Regions from separate parts of the Mus musculus genome. Here region 1 is linked to region 2. A link is a loop called in an ENCODE intact Hi-C map of the cell type or tissue named here. Cell type or tissue: heart. All regions are shown on one strand. Links, peaks and the distances in the headings refer to the core of each region. The heading gives the core; the rest is flanking DNA. Region 1 has its middle 45 kb from the start of Cldn34-ps. Region 2 has its middle 78 kb from the start of Cldn34d.

What was found. Hi-C counts contacts between places; a loop is a spot of excess contacts. Peaks named below come from ENCODE experiments on the same cell type or tissue, not always from the same donor. Only the 100,000 strongest peaks of a DNase experiment are listed, where the experiment ranks them.
Region 1: a loop joins it to region 2, with 17 times the contacts of the local background. A loop is called at or near these places in 16 of 42 quality-filtered maps.

What each region holds. Positions count from the first base shown.
Region 1 is chrX:77,716,330-77,723,905 of GRCm38, forward strand. It overlaps the pseudogene Gm14746. Among named protein-coding and RNA genes, the nearest start is that of Cldn34-ps, 45 kb to the left of the region's middle. In heart, for the core only: a CTCF peak has its summit at 4,234 (motif pointing left); no DNase peak of the experiment used is centred there.
Region 2 is chrX:76,677,236-76,684,811 of GRCm38, forward strand. No RefSeq gene overlaps it. Among named protein-coding and RNA genes, the nearest start is that of Cldn34d, 78 kb to the left of the region's middle. In heart, for the core only: a CTCF peak has its summit at 3,834 (motif pointing right); no DNase peak of the experiment used is centred there.

The DNA.
Region 1 (7,576 bases), core at 1,321-6,320, 1.0 Mb after region 2:
ACTGCAACAATGTCTGTTAAATATCACAATTAAACATGCCAAAGGAGAAGCCATGTTGTCAGATGCCCACCTACCCCCCTACACCTCAAACCCACCCTTGCTCACTGTCTATATCTCCTTTTTCTTTCTTTCTCCCTTTCTCTCTCTCTCTCTCTCTTTCTTTCTTTCTTTTATTAAGCAAGAGAAAGTACACAGATACATGTTGGTAAATGCTGTCTGTATTCACATAGAGACACAGTGTAATCTCTGAGCCTAATTTACAGAGAAAAGAAAAAAGCTAGAATTCTATACACTACTTACTGCACTACTACTAGCACGCTCTAGCCTCCAGCAGAGCCAAGGGTACGGGGTGGGGGTGGGGGGGGCTTTTTTCCCACAGAGCATGGTGGTGGTGTTGAATCCACAAGTTTTTGAGACAAGAAAGGATAAAACTGTATTTAGAGCAGAAATGTGGAGATTCTTTTGCTCAAGATATTTTCCCCAAAATTAGTTGAGAACCATGATGTTGAGACCTCAAAAACAGGGTGGCCGAGCACAGAGGAACAGGGAGAAAAGGACTGCAACTTGCTCCCAGGAACTGGAGAAAAGAAAAAAAAAAAAAGAAAAAGAAAATAACAAGGAAGGTTGGAATCCATCAATCTTCTGTGTTAGTCATCCTCGCCTTCATCCTCCTCTCCCTCCTTGCCTTCATTCTCATCGTCATCTTCTTCACCTTCATCATCATCTACTTCATCAATATCTTCCAACCTTTCCTTCTCTGTGTCTCCTTCTCCTTCTCTCCTTCTCTCCTCCTCCTCCTCCTCCTCCTCCTCCTCCTCCTGCTCCTCCTCCTTCCTCTCCTCTCTCCTTCATCACCCATATTGGGAACCAAATAGTTCTGCAAGGGATTTGGCCAAATATCATCTCTGATGACCTATCCTAACTTGTCAGCACGTACATCAGAATGGTCAGTAAACCGGGTAAAGAAGTTCTCTGGCTCTTCATGCTGCCTCTTCCTGCTGGCCTTATTCTCCGTTAGACTTGAGCGTTTTGTCAAATCCTTTCCAGATTTCCATATGATTTCAGTGGACTTTGAAGACAGGTTACCACTCTCATTCAGATGGAATTCTTTGGAGAGAACCTTATTTTCAAAGTAAGGATTTTCATCAAGATAAAAATCTGTTCTGTGCCGGGCGTGGTGGTGCACGCCTTTAATCCCAGCACTTTAATCCCAGGAGGCAGAGGTAGGCAAATTTCTGAGTTCGAGGCCAGCCTGGTCTACAGAGTGAGTTCTAGGACAGCCAGGGCTACACAGAGAAACCCTGTCTCGAAAACCAAACCAAACCAAAATAAAACAAAACTCTATTCTGCAACCTGATTTAATGTCTTCAAATTAAACTTCAACTCTGCTCAAATAATGCAGAGCCTCCTCGTCCTCCTCCCCAAGCAGTGCAGACACTTATGGATGATTGACAAATGTTGTTACCCCCAAATTTGGAATTTTGGCGATCAATTCTGACTTCTCCTGAAAAAACGGTTGGTAGAGTTTGTTATATTTTGTTCTACTTTCAAAATTTCCTCACTGGCTGGTTCATTAAGTCTGTCTATTTCATTTTGTACTTCATCAACATGTTCAATTGCTTCTTGGTGTTCTTTTTCTGAGGTCTTGTCTGCCCTGTCTTGATTGTAGTTGAGCTCCTTTTTCCTGGCTTTGGCCATGATGTGGAGCCCTCCGCGCTCGGGGGCGGAGCAGGGAGGGGCGGGAGGGGGAGTGAAGGGACAGCCAAGGGGGCAGCCAGTGAGTTCCCCTCAAACCTCACGTGAGGGCGCCCGCTTTTTCTGGCCTCCCCATGACCACCTAGCACTGCCCGCAGCCCCTGAAGCTGAGGCAGGCCCGGGGGAGTTGTGTTGAGCCCTTGGCCTGGGCTCTCACTGAAGGTGGGGCTCCTTGACTCACACCCTGCTCTGGCTTGCTTCTTGATTGCCCCGAGCCGCCTCCTCCTCCTAATTTTATTTATTTATTTATTTATTTATTTATTTATTTATTCCATGATAGGGTTTCTCTATGTAGCCCTGGCTGTCTCTGGAACTCAGAAATCCGCCTGCCTCTACCTCCCAAGTGCTGGGATCAAAGGCGTGTGGCACCACCTCCTGGCCCAGGCCCAAAATTTATTCTTAAAGGTAAAAATGTTAGACACTAAGCATAAATTGTCAAAAAGATTATCTAAATTAATATGAACATTGCTGAATACCATGCAAACATGCAAATATTAAACCATGTTTATACTGTATTTTCATGCACTGTCTCATAGCATTTTTTGTACTGTGTGCATGGATTTGAGCAGGACATCACTGCATTATGTGTGATCTAAGTCATCAACAGCAGTTGTTTCAAGCAAGGTTAAAAGATTTAACAAAGGTTCTTATTTGGACGAAGAAGTGGCTGCTTAGCCTTATTTATAATAGCCAGAAGCTGGAAAGAACCCAGATGCCCCTCAACAGAGGAATGGATACAAAAAAATGTGGTATATTTACACAATGGAGTACTACTCAGCTATTAAAAAGAATGAATTTATGAAATTCCTAGGCAAATGGTTGGACCTGGAGGGCATCATCCTGAGTGAGGTAACACAATCACAAAAGAACTCAACTGATATGTACTCACTGATAAGTGGATATTAGCCCAGAAACCCAGAATACCCAAGATATAAGATACAATTTGCAAAACACATGAAACTGAAGAAGAACGAAGACCAAAGTGTGGACACTTTGCCCCTTCTTTGACTCTAGCTGCATATGTATCAAAAGATGGCCTAGTCGGCCATCACTGGAAAGAGAGGCCCATTGAACACGCAAACTTTGTATGCCCCAGTACAGGGGAATGCCAGGGCCAAAAGGGGGGAGTGGGTGGGTAGGGGAGTGGGGGTGGGTGGGTATGGGGGACTTTTGGTATAGCATTGGAAATGTAAATGAGCTAAATACCTAATAAAAAATGGAAAAAAAAGAAATGGGAACAAAACACCCATGGAAGGAGTTACAGAGACAAAGTTGGAGCTGAGACAAAAGGATGGACCATCTAGAGACTGCCATATCCAGGGATCCATCCCATAATCAGCCTTCAAACGCTGACACCATTGCATACACTAGCAAGATTTTGCTGAAAGGACCCTGATATAGCTGTCTCTTGTGAGACTATGCTGGGGCCTAGCAAACACAGAAGTGGATGATCACAGTCAGCTATTGAATGGATCACAGGGCCCCCAATGGAGGAGCTAGAGAAGGTATCCAAGGAGCTAAAGGGTTCTGCAACCCTATAGGTGGAACAACATTATGAACTAACCAGTACCCCGGAGCTCTTGACTCTAGCTGCATATGTATCAAAAGATGGCCTAGTTGGCCATCACTGGAAAGAGAGGCCCATTGGACATGCAAACTTTATATGCCCCAGTACAGGGGAACGCCAGGGCCAAAAAGTGGGAGTGGGTGGGTAGGGAAGTGGGGTGGGGAGGGTATGGGGGACTTTTGGGATAGCATTTGAAATGTAATTGAGGAAAATACCTAATAAAAATATTTTTTAAAAAAAGAAGTGGCTGCTTAGAAGTCATGAGCAATGTGCTGTCCTGAGGAACAGGCTGGCTTGGTTGTTTGCCCTTCCAAATAGCAATCTGAAGGCTCTATGAGGAGAGACAATGAGGATAGCCATAAGGGGAAATCTGCAGCTAGGAGGAGCACAGCATAGATGTGCGATGGTCACCAAAGCTTAAGTATTCATAGTATCATTGAATTGTACAGTAACTATGGCTAAACGAACAATTACATGGGATGTGCATTTTCCCGCAATAAAATCAGTGGGCAAAAAACTAAAGTAGCTCTTGGCACTAGAATGTTACAACTCTCCTACTTAAATAATATTATAAAAACGCAAACATCTTACTAGAATCAATCCATTGTGTTCTCTTTCCTAAGCAAGCAAATAAGTAGAGATGACCACTTTCCTTGTTCACAATGAGATCCCCTCAGTATATAATAACTATCACACTGGAGTATCACCTTCCTTATGCTGAGCAAAGCTCTATGGTGTGTATAGAGATAGTCTCCACGTAACTGGGAGTGGTGGCCCCACTCAAAGGGGGTGGGGTGGCAAAGGGGGTGGGGTGGCAGGCCATTTCTGGGATCTCTTCTGGCAAAACATCTTCATGTACTTATCTGAAGGAAATGAGAATACGCATACCAGGCATGGGGTGCCATCTTGTGGAAGTAAGAAGTTGTGCACTCTAGCAGTGTCTTCTGCCAGAGTTGGCCTCAGCTCCAAAGCCAGAGTAAGATAAGTGTAGAGACAGCACATTACCTTTCTCAAACAGAATCCACACCCTAGTCAGGAAGGAAAGGCATACTTTCCAAAGATGCATGCATAGCCCTTAGCCTGACCAACGTTTTTCAGATCCATGATTTGGCTATGAAACCAAATATCATTGGACAACTCAGGTCAGTCGGCGTTTTCTACCTAGTCCCATGAGATGTTTTTGGCCCTGCAAAAACTCAGCTAAGAGCTCTCACTCTGCAAGCCATGTCAGACATCACCGTAGAATTCAGTCATCATCCTGAATCTAATGAATGAATGACATATTTTATAATAAGCTAATAGGAACTTAAGTGTTTGTGGTTATGGGACACCAAGAAGCCAAGTCCCAGAACTAGAGTGGGAGGGTAAGGCCAGGCAGTTCTGTAGGAGTGGGAGAGCAGCCTGGTTTACATAAACAGCTCCAGGCTAAACTCAAAACAGAAACTCTTCCTGTTCCAGGAGATGATGTGTCCTTTCTGGGTACAGAGTGTAAGAGCAAACTTCATCAAGCCAAAAATTATTCATAATAAATTGAAAGAAGCTGAATGTAGTGACCTGTGTAGCACACACAAGAACAGAAGTAAATAAAATATCAGTCAAAACAAACATGTAAAGCCGGGCTGGAGAGATGGCTTAAGAGCATTGGCTAATGTCCCAGAGGACCCAGGTTCAACACTCAAATGCAACTCATGACTGCCTGTAACTCCAGCCCCAGGGATTCTGGCACCTTCACACAGACATACATAGAAGCAAAACACTAATGCACATAAAATAAAGATAAATTAAAAATGTAAAGCCTGCAAAATCTGCTTTACTTGCAAGCCACACTAATGGATTTGTAATATTAGGGCAAATTACTCCTTGGATACATCCCAGTAAATATCCATACTACCCATTCTCACTAACAAAGAGCTTATGACATTCTTTTTTGTTCATCTGTTTTTCTTTTTTACTTTTTGAAGCAAGTACTGTTTGTAGAAAAAAGGGAGGGGCTTTAGAAATATTCACATATGCCACTGCCATTCACTAACACTGGAAATTGACTTGGGTGGGTAGAAAAATATGTGTACCCATCGTTATCCATACAAGGAAGAGTCCTCTGTAGGTTAGGGTAAGCAATTTTGCAGTACCATTTCCCAGCAAGCAATTCTTTCTGTGTAAATAAGGCCATTTCTGTGGTACCAGGTTGCAAGTAATCCTAATTAGCTGCATAAATCTGACATTCTGTGGCTCTAAATGGGTAAAGGGTAATCCTGTTTTTGTTGTTGTTGTTTTAGTTTTTGTTTGTTTTTGTTTTGCCTAGAGAATTATTTAGTAACATGGTTTAAATGACCTGTGCACTAGTGTGTGCTCTCTCTCTGTCTCTCTCTCTCCCTCCACACACCCCCACCCCTCATGAAACTAAGTGACATATGACTGCTTGCCCATCTACAGGTGCTGAGAACCAAACCCAGGTCCTCTGGAAAAACATCCAGTGCTCTCAAGTCCCGAGACAGCTTTCCAGTCTACATCCCCTCCCTTCTCTCTTACAATTATAGCTTCTTCCTTTATACTTTGACTGTTATTTACTGCTGACACACAAATGAAAACTAGGAAGCCTAACAATGATTCCCAGGGTTACAACATCCATTTTAAAAATAGAACATTCTTGTAACTCCCTCCAGAACCACCATGGCTGTGAATATACCACACCATTTGTTTTATCATGGTCTTCTTTCTCCAAATGACAGGAAGGGGGTGAGTGGAAGCTGTGGGGATATCTCGAAGGTTAGTGGATACCTAGGTTGATTTTTTTTAAAATAAAGCAACCAATGGCATTTGACAAAAAGGACAGAAGGTGGGAACCCTGCCTGGCCTGTAATGCACACCCTCGTTTCCTCAGGGAAAATGCATGATGACCATTTGCCAGAACAGGTCACCTAAACACCACCTTTAGCTTTTCACCTATTAAAGTAGAATCATCTTTACACACAGCACAGGGCTGTGATCAACACATTTCTGTGCTGGAGTCCCTTGATGAGATCATCAATTAATTGATATTATGTGTGTTTCAGAGGGTGTTTACCAATGCATGTGAGAGACAAATGCAGATGTTCTTTTTCTCCTCCTAACAAGTGAGGGCAGGGATGCAAGTTAGGTTGTCAGGTTCACTGGCAAGTGCATTTACTCTTTGAGCCACTGAACCTTAAAGAGATGATTTTTTTTTTGGTTTTGTTTGTTTAAGATGTGGTTTGACTATGCATTCCTCACAGATTTATGCCTGCCTCTGCCTCTCTAGTGCTGGGGTTAAAGTCGTGAATCATCATCCCTTGGCCCCGGTGAGGTTTATTTCTTTGCTCTTTTTGGTTGATTTGTTTTGGTGTGTGTGTGTGTGTGTGTGTGTGTGTGTGTGTGTGTGTGTGTGTGTGTGAGAGAGAGAGAGAGAGAGAGAGAGAGAGAGAGAAGTCTGTCTCTATGCGTACTTGACAGTTCTGAAACTTACTGTGAAGAACAGTCTGCTCTTGAACTGAGACATCCACGTGTCTCTGCTTTTCAAGTGCTGGAATTAAAGGTGTGCAGAACTATACCTGGGGCAGGTGACATTTTTAAGTGTCAGTAAAAACTTAAACAATTATAGACTATTCCCTCCCACCTTCCACCTCTCACCTCCCACTCCCTTGAGGGAATGGGAAAAAGCAAGCCCAGTAGGATCTGTTTTGCATTTCAAGTCAATGCCATTAACAGAGGTCATCTAAGGATGTCACGGGCCAATGTATTTGCCATAGGTGTTCAGCACATGCTGTGCGAGCTGCTGGTGCTGCCTGCCTTCAGCTTTCTGGTAAGCTGAAGACTCACTGGTGTGTTCATGGCTCTCAAGGATCAAGTTGCTACTGCAGAACGGTCAACAATGCCTCCTGTTTACTTCTCTAAAGAAACACATTTCTCAGAGGTGTGGTCATTTATAGTGGGACTCACCTAACAGTGCCTAGCACTAATGTATTTGAAATGTTTTTACTTCTGAATTATTTACATTGGCTGAAATTCTATAGACACTTCAAGGCACTCAGAAAACCACACAGTAGAACTAGCAGTAATGTGTTTTGCAAGCAGTGGTGTCTGACTATAAATAGGCAGATTAAACAGAAGGAAAACTTTTGAGTCATTGGTTTAAATGTTGAATATAGCACCATACTAACAGGCAGGGACATCATTCGTTGGCCAAGATTACAAGTTATCACACTCGATGTCCAGGGGTGGTAATCCATTTCACACCTA
Region 2 (7,576 bases), core at 1,596-6,595:
AAGGTTCCAACAAGCATTTTAGAAAAGAAAAGAAAAGAAAAGAAAAGAAAGGAAAGGAAAAGAAAAGAAAAGAAAAGAAAAGAAGAGAAAAAAGGGATATATAATGTATCCTTGACCTCAGATTTTTTTCTCTCTGGCCAAGGGGACTTCCAATCTGTTGTGCCCAAATGAACATTAGTCTTTATCTATTTGCCCAATAAGAACTAGTGTCCATATATTTTGCAAAGTAAACTGCATCCCTCAATCTTACCCATAACGACCTCAGAAATGTCCCAATCCTTATCACCAAAAGTTCCTTAGATCTTCCCTTTTGCCTCTTGGGGTTCACAAGTACCCTCTATGACAAAGGTGGTATATACATCTAAATCTTCTCAACAATAGGATCACAAGCCTTAATTCTCTGCCCAGGGGTCCTTTGGGGATATGTTTTCATCTTAAGGTACCTCAGACTTCCTTGTGTCCAAGTACACAAAGTTAATTTCTGAAAAGAGGTGCTGCAGAATTTCCATCTCTGCCCAAAGCAGCCATCTTAATTGTCACTATTTTCTTTCTTTAGGGGCCCCAGGGCTTTCCCGGGGCCATATGGGTCCTTAGGCCTTCCCTCTTTAGTCTAAGGGACCTCAAACCTTTTATGTCTTGCCAGAAGAGCCTAAGAACTCACCCCATGACTAAACAGACTCCCAAATTTACCTTTTGACCAACGAGATTCAAGATTATCCTAGAATGCCAAAGAAGGCCAAAGATTTACTCCTTGTTACCTAGTATCCAGGGATGTTCTCTTCCAATCAGCAGACCTTTGACCACTCTAATTTCATGTTCCCAATACTAAGTTTAGAAATTGGAGCCAGAATCCAGTCAGTTACAAGAAATGGAGTGGCAAGAATCTTCATGTACAGACTTGGGCAGTAGAGAATATCTGAAGAGGAGACATAACTATAGACTGCCATCCAGTTTGCTGGAAGAAAGCTTAAGCTGCTTCCTGATCTGCTGTTATACATACAGATAATACAGAAAATATTTTACACTTAACCTAGAACTTCGTAACAAGGAATCAGTATTCATATCTTGCCCCACTGCAGATGATGGTCATGGACTTTCAACTTTCACTGATAGATTCCTGGAGTCTTTCTACTCTATGCATAAATTGAAGCTATGCTCTTCCATTAGTCATAGATAGCAGGTCAAAGGCATTCCTTTACAGATCATTATGGTCAGAGGGGAAAAGTCTGAAGCCATCTTGTTCAGAGGGAACAAGACTGGAAATACCTTGGTCAAAGGCATGGGTCAGAGGCTACACCCTATTTTGGGCAGAGGGAGAAGACTGGGATACTTGATCTCAGATGACCTTCCAAGAAATAACCCTTGTTCTGAGGACCTCTGGGGAAATAGAAGCTCAAAGTCTCCTTTAAGAAAATGTAAAGGGTGTGAGTTTCCATGACTTAATGGAGACAGTTTGAAAACCCTCTTGGTAATAGACCATAGGTCTCAGAACCTATGGAGGAGGAAAGTTTATTGTGTCCTTGTTCAGAGGAATAGGCCAGAGTTCTGCTTGGTTTTACTAGGAAGATCTGCAGCCCATTAAGTCAAGAAAGAGTGGTATATATGGTTCTCTTGGTTGGAAGGAGAATGTCTGAGACCCTTTAGGGCAAAGGGGAAGATCTAAGACTTCGTTAGGCAAATGGAAAGACCTAAGGCCTCATTTGGCAGAGGGGTTTCATCAAGACTCCTTGAGAAGAAGCAAGGTCTGAAGTACCTTTGAGCAGAGGAAAAGGTCTAGAACTCCCTTGGATAGAGATGTGAAGGACCAAATCCCACTTAACAATGGGAGAAATTTGAAGATCCTCAGGACAGAAAGAGAAGATTCGTGACCTTTTTTAGCATAGAGGAATTGACTGAGGAAATATTGGTTACAGAAGGTAGTTTTAGGCCCCGTGTGAAAATGTGAAGGTCAGGGTCCTTTTAGTTTTAGAATGAAGGTCTTGAGACCCTTACAGCTGATGGAAAAGGCATAAGGCCTTTTCAGGCAGAAGAGGTATGTCTGTGGTCCCATTGGTCATTAAGAGGTAGGTCTCAGACTCTTTTAGCACAGGAGCATGTCTAAGGACCCTTTTGTATGAGTTGGAGGTTCTGAGGCTTCCTAGGGCAAAGGGGAAGTTCTTATGCCCTTCTTACTTAGCCCACCTTACTCTGGGACTTTTCTCACTCTGATACTTCCCCGTTTGTTCAAAAGTACCTCAGACATTCCCATTATCTTCAGTGGGGCCTCAGACAAAACTTGTTAAACTAAGAGGTCTGAGACCTTCCACTCTAACAGAGTGGCCCTCAGATCATGTACTCAATTAGGCCACAAACATGAGCTAAGTAACTGGACTCCAGGCTAAGGGACCCTCAAATCTACACACTCTTAAATTTTGTTTGGATGGTTAGGTTTGGCACTTGGGATTGAATTGAACCCTGGGTCTCAGGCTTGATAAATAGGTATTCTTCCACTCTTCCATTCCTTTTATAAAATTTGTTATTCTACGTGTAATGGTACTTTGCTTATATGCATGTCTGTGTATCATGTGCATGTCTGGTGCCAGTAGAGACCGAGGTCATCAGATTCGGGAGTCACAGATGGCTGTGAGCCACTATGTGGGTTGCTGGGAGTCAAGTCCAAGTCCTCTGAAAGAACAGCCAGTGCTCATAAGTAATAAGCAATCTCTTCAGGCCCTTCAAATTCCATTTTAGATGGTTCACATCAGTCCAGGCCATTTGTAAGGCCACCTGTGGTTTTCCGTCTTTTATAATCCTAAACTGTTTTGACTTGCACATTTTCAAGTCCAATAAACTTGCCAGTCATAAACTTAAAAACTCTTTAATCATGCTTTCCAAAAATTGAAGTAATTGAACATATTTTTATATAATGATATCAATGAAAATGAAAAAGAAATGTGTTGCTAGAGTGAAAGTATGAATTATCTGCATAGATAGAAGTGATCATACAAGAATCTTTCCAGAATCTTCATTTGAATATATGTTAAGTAACTGTAACCTACATTTATAATCCTCTTCCTTTGAGAAATAAAAGAAAGTATTTATCTCTGTCTAAAACTCATCTCTGAGCTTCTTCTTACACTATATGGGAACTAACACAGAGACCCACAACTTGACACTGCAGAGAGTGAGAGACTTTGGAGCACTCAATCCTAAAATGGAGATCCTCATCAAAGCCCTTCCTCAGGGCTCAAGGAGCTATGTGCAAAAGGAGGTAGAAAGACATAAGAGCCAGAGGTGTAGGATGACCCCAAGAAGCAGTGTTTTCTAGACACAACAGGACTGATAAACATATGAACTCACAAAGACTGGTAACAAGACCTGTATAGGTTCAAGTCAGATGGGATCCCAGCACTAAGAATGGGAATGGGGCAAAGGCTCTCAGCCCTACCCAAGAAGCAAGCTATCTGTGATAAATACCTGCTTGGAAAGAGAAAATAAGTTTTCTCCAATAGAGTGTCACTGGGTATTTCACTCCCTGGAGCAAGCCCATGCTTTTTGTTTCATTTTGTTTTGTTTTGTCTTTTTTTTTTTTTTTTTTTTTTTTTTTTTTGTCTTACTAGCTATTTGGGTTTTATTGGGGGGTGATTTTCGTTTTGTGGATATTTTTAAATGGAAAAAAGGAAAATATAATTGAGTAAATAGAGAGGTGGCAGATCTGGAAGGAGCAGGGAAAATATATTACATGGACATTTTTAAAGAAAACAAAAGGGAAACCTCTGCTAAGAATCTATCTTGGGCTAAAAGAATCTATTTCAGTTCTCCAGGACAGTTAAATAATGTTTAAGCAGTGTGACACAAGGTGGCAGTGTTCACCTGTGGTTTTCATTTATACACAGGCAGGTAGAATACATCAACACCAGCCTTACCATTGGGGGACAAAGCTTAAGGGAACATAAAAATTTGTATTGGTAACAGAAATGCAATGATTACATCAGAGAACTGTCTACAAGCTTTAAGTATGCAACTCATTTTTTCCATGTAAAAATAGTTTATATTTATCTTTTCATTTATGTGAACAGAGCCACTTGATAAGACAAATTATATCTATTCTGGCAAAGAGAACTAGTTATTTTGAAGAATATTAAATGTTCAAATTAGCATGTAATATTACTAAATGATGGTTTTATTCAGTATTTTCTTTGTTTCTATAATAAAAGTTATTTCCTAGTATTTGAAACTTACAACCTGACATAGAAAAACAGAATTGTGTCCAGTCAAAAGTCAACTGCAGAGCTTTAGATCTATGAAGCTAGTTAGGCTTCCTTCCAAGTTGTAAGAATTTTGCAGAATTAAAAATACATATGTATTCCCCTAGGGCTCTGGGAACACTATGGAAGAGGACCCTGAAAGATTGTAAGAGCTGGAGAGCATAGAGGAAACCAAAGAAATAAGGTCTTCTAGACAACAAGAAACACTTCTGAACTCATACAGACTGAGGCAGTATGCACAAGGCCTACATGGGTCTGCACTAGATGTGGGTCTTGGAGCTGTGAGGGGAAGTATATATATGACTTCATCCCTAATCTAAAAGCTATTCCCAATTGATAACTACTTTAAAATGAAATTTAAATTTTCTCAGTCTCACAGGGGAAACAAACCACCACTCTTTAGGTTAGGCCACATTTCCAGCAGCAGTCAGTCAACAGAAAATGATCTCAGTAGCATCTCTGTAGATTCCTCTTCTCCTAATATCATTCCAGTGCTTTTCTTAAAGTTATTTTTTTCATATATACATATATATATATATAATATTCTCTTTTATATTTTACAAGTGATTTGTGTATATCTTATGACTTCCAATTTTGTGTTTTTATGGGATCCCTTAGTATGCGATTGAGTTGGTATCAGCATCTATATCTATTCATTATGCTTTTTCTTGAGTTCTTTTTTTTTTTCTGGTCGTTTGTTTGTGCCTATTACAATATGTTAGTTTTTGTTTTATCTTATATTATCTCATATTCCAATCCCTTATAAGCCTGTGTGTTTTCTAATGAGAGTCAGAAAGAGCATCAATTCAAAATGGAGGGGAGCAGAGAAAAGGAAAACCATAATCACGGTGTGTTATATGTGAAAAAAATCTATTTTCTTTTTTTTAATTAGATGTTTTCTTCATTTACATTTCAAATGCTATCCCCTTTCCAAGTTTCCTCTCCAAAAATCCCCTATACCCTCCTCTCCTAACCCTGATTCCCACCCCACCCACTCCCACTTCCTGGCCCTAGCATTCCCTTATACTGGGGCATAGAATCTTCACAAGATCAAGGAGGGCCTCTCCTCCCATTGATGACCAACTAGGCCATCCTCTGCTACATATGCAGCTAGAGACACAAGCTCTGGGGGAACTGGTTAGTTCATATTGTTGTTTTTCCTATAGGAATACAGACCCCTTCAGCCCCTTGGTTACTTTCTCTAGCTCCTTCATTGAGGACCCTGTGTTCTATCCAATAGATAACTGTAAGCATCCACCTCAGTATTTGCCAGGCACTGGCATAGCCTCACAAGAGACAATATAAGTGTCCTCTCAGCAAAATCTTGTTGGTATATGCAATAGTGTCTGGGTTTGGTGGTTGTATATGGGATGGATCCCAGGGTGGGGCAGTCTCTGGATGGTCATTCCTTCAGTCTCAGCTCCAAACTTTGTCTCTGTAACTACTTTCATGGGTATTTTGTTCCCCCTTCTAAGAAGGAACAAAGTTTCCATACTTTGGTTTTCATCCTTCTTGAGTTTCATGAGTTTTGCATATTGTATCTTGGGAATTCTAAGTTTCTGGGCTAATATCCACTTATCAGTGAGTTCATATCATGTGTGTTCTTTTGTGATTGGGTTACCTCACTCAGGATCCATCCATTTGCCTAAGAATTTTATAAATTGATTGATTTTAGTAGATGAGTAGTACTCCATTGTGTAAATGTACCACATTTTCTATATCCATTCCTCTGTTGAGGGACATCTGGGTTCTTTCCAGCTTCTGGCTATTATAAATAAGTTTGCTATGAATATAGTGGAGCATGTGTCCTTATTACAATTTGGAACATCTAGGTATTTCCCCAGGAATGGTATTACTGGATCTTCTGGTATTACTATGTCAAATTTTCTGAGGAACCCCCAAATTGATTTCCAGAGTGGTTGTACCAGCTTGCAATCCCACCAGCAATGGGAGAGTGCTCCTCTTTTTCCACATCCTCACCAGCATCTGCTGTCACCTGAATTTTTGATCTTAGCCATTCTGACTGGTGTGAGGTGGAATCTCAGGATTGTTTTGTATATGTTTTCATTTACATCAGAATACTATTCCAGAGTCTGTGTTGCCACATTTTCATCATCCATTTGTTAGTTGAAGGGCATTGAGGTTATTTATAATTCTTGACTACTAGGAAGGGAGTGGTTATCTGTGGAGTAGAATGTCAAGTCCATTGGACACGTGACAAGAAGTAGTATATCTGATTTATATGTTAAATTTATTTTTAGGTTTTTAGGGTTCTCTACATTGATACATCTACGATGCAGCTTAGGCTCAGTGTCATAGTGAAAGAGGGCCTGAAAGATTGTAAGAGCCCAAGGGACAAGATTTTGCTGTGAGACTGTATTATAGAAATGTTAGAGAAGATGCCTAACCAAGGATGATGTCAATAGACATGCCAACATGAAAGGGAGAAAGCTCTCAGGGCCCCATCAATAGGTAAAGAACTATAACCACATAAAAAATGCTGAGACTGAGATAAGTATCTTCCCAATGGAAGAGACCCCAAGTTATTTATTCAATACCAAATGGCAAGTCCTGAAACCATTCTATACAGGTAATGTTACATGGACTGAGCAGGTTATATTCATATATTTAGAAAAAATATAGCCTGCTAATATATTTTATAAGCATAATATATATTATATGTATATATAATATGTATTATAAATGAATTTATATATATTATAAGTAAATGCAATAAATTTGAGAAAGAACAGAGGGGCTTTATCAGAAGGTTGAAGGGAGGAAAGGGAATGGGAGAAATGCTATAATCGAAAAATTAAAAAATACAAAAGAAAATAGAAAACATCAAATGTATTAAAAATTAATGAGACTGGGTTCAACTGGTGTGTGTATATGTGTGTGTAAAACTGGCATAGTTTTCAGCCACCTGGTTCTGGAGAATGAATGAGGGACAGGATAAAGTTGACTAAGCTTATGAATTCGAAGCATAGTAAGTATTTCAAGAAACGACAATACCAAGAAAGAAAGAAAGAAAGAAAGAAAGAAAGAAAGGAAGGAAGGAAGGAAGGAAGGAAGGAAGGAAGGAAGGAAGGAAAGAAGGAAGAGCGAGCCGGGCATGGTGGCACACGCCTATGGTGGCACACACCTTTAATCCCAGCACTTGGGAGGCAGAGGCAGGCAAATTTCTGAGTTTGAGGCCAGCCTGGTCTACATAGTGAGTTCCAGGACAGCCATGGATACACAGAGAAACCCTGTCTCAAAAAAAATAAAAAAAAATAAAAAAGAAAGAAAGAAAGAAAGAAAGAAAGAAAGAAAGAAAGAAAGAAAGA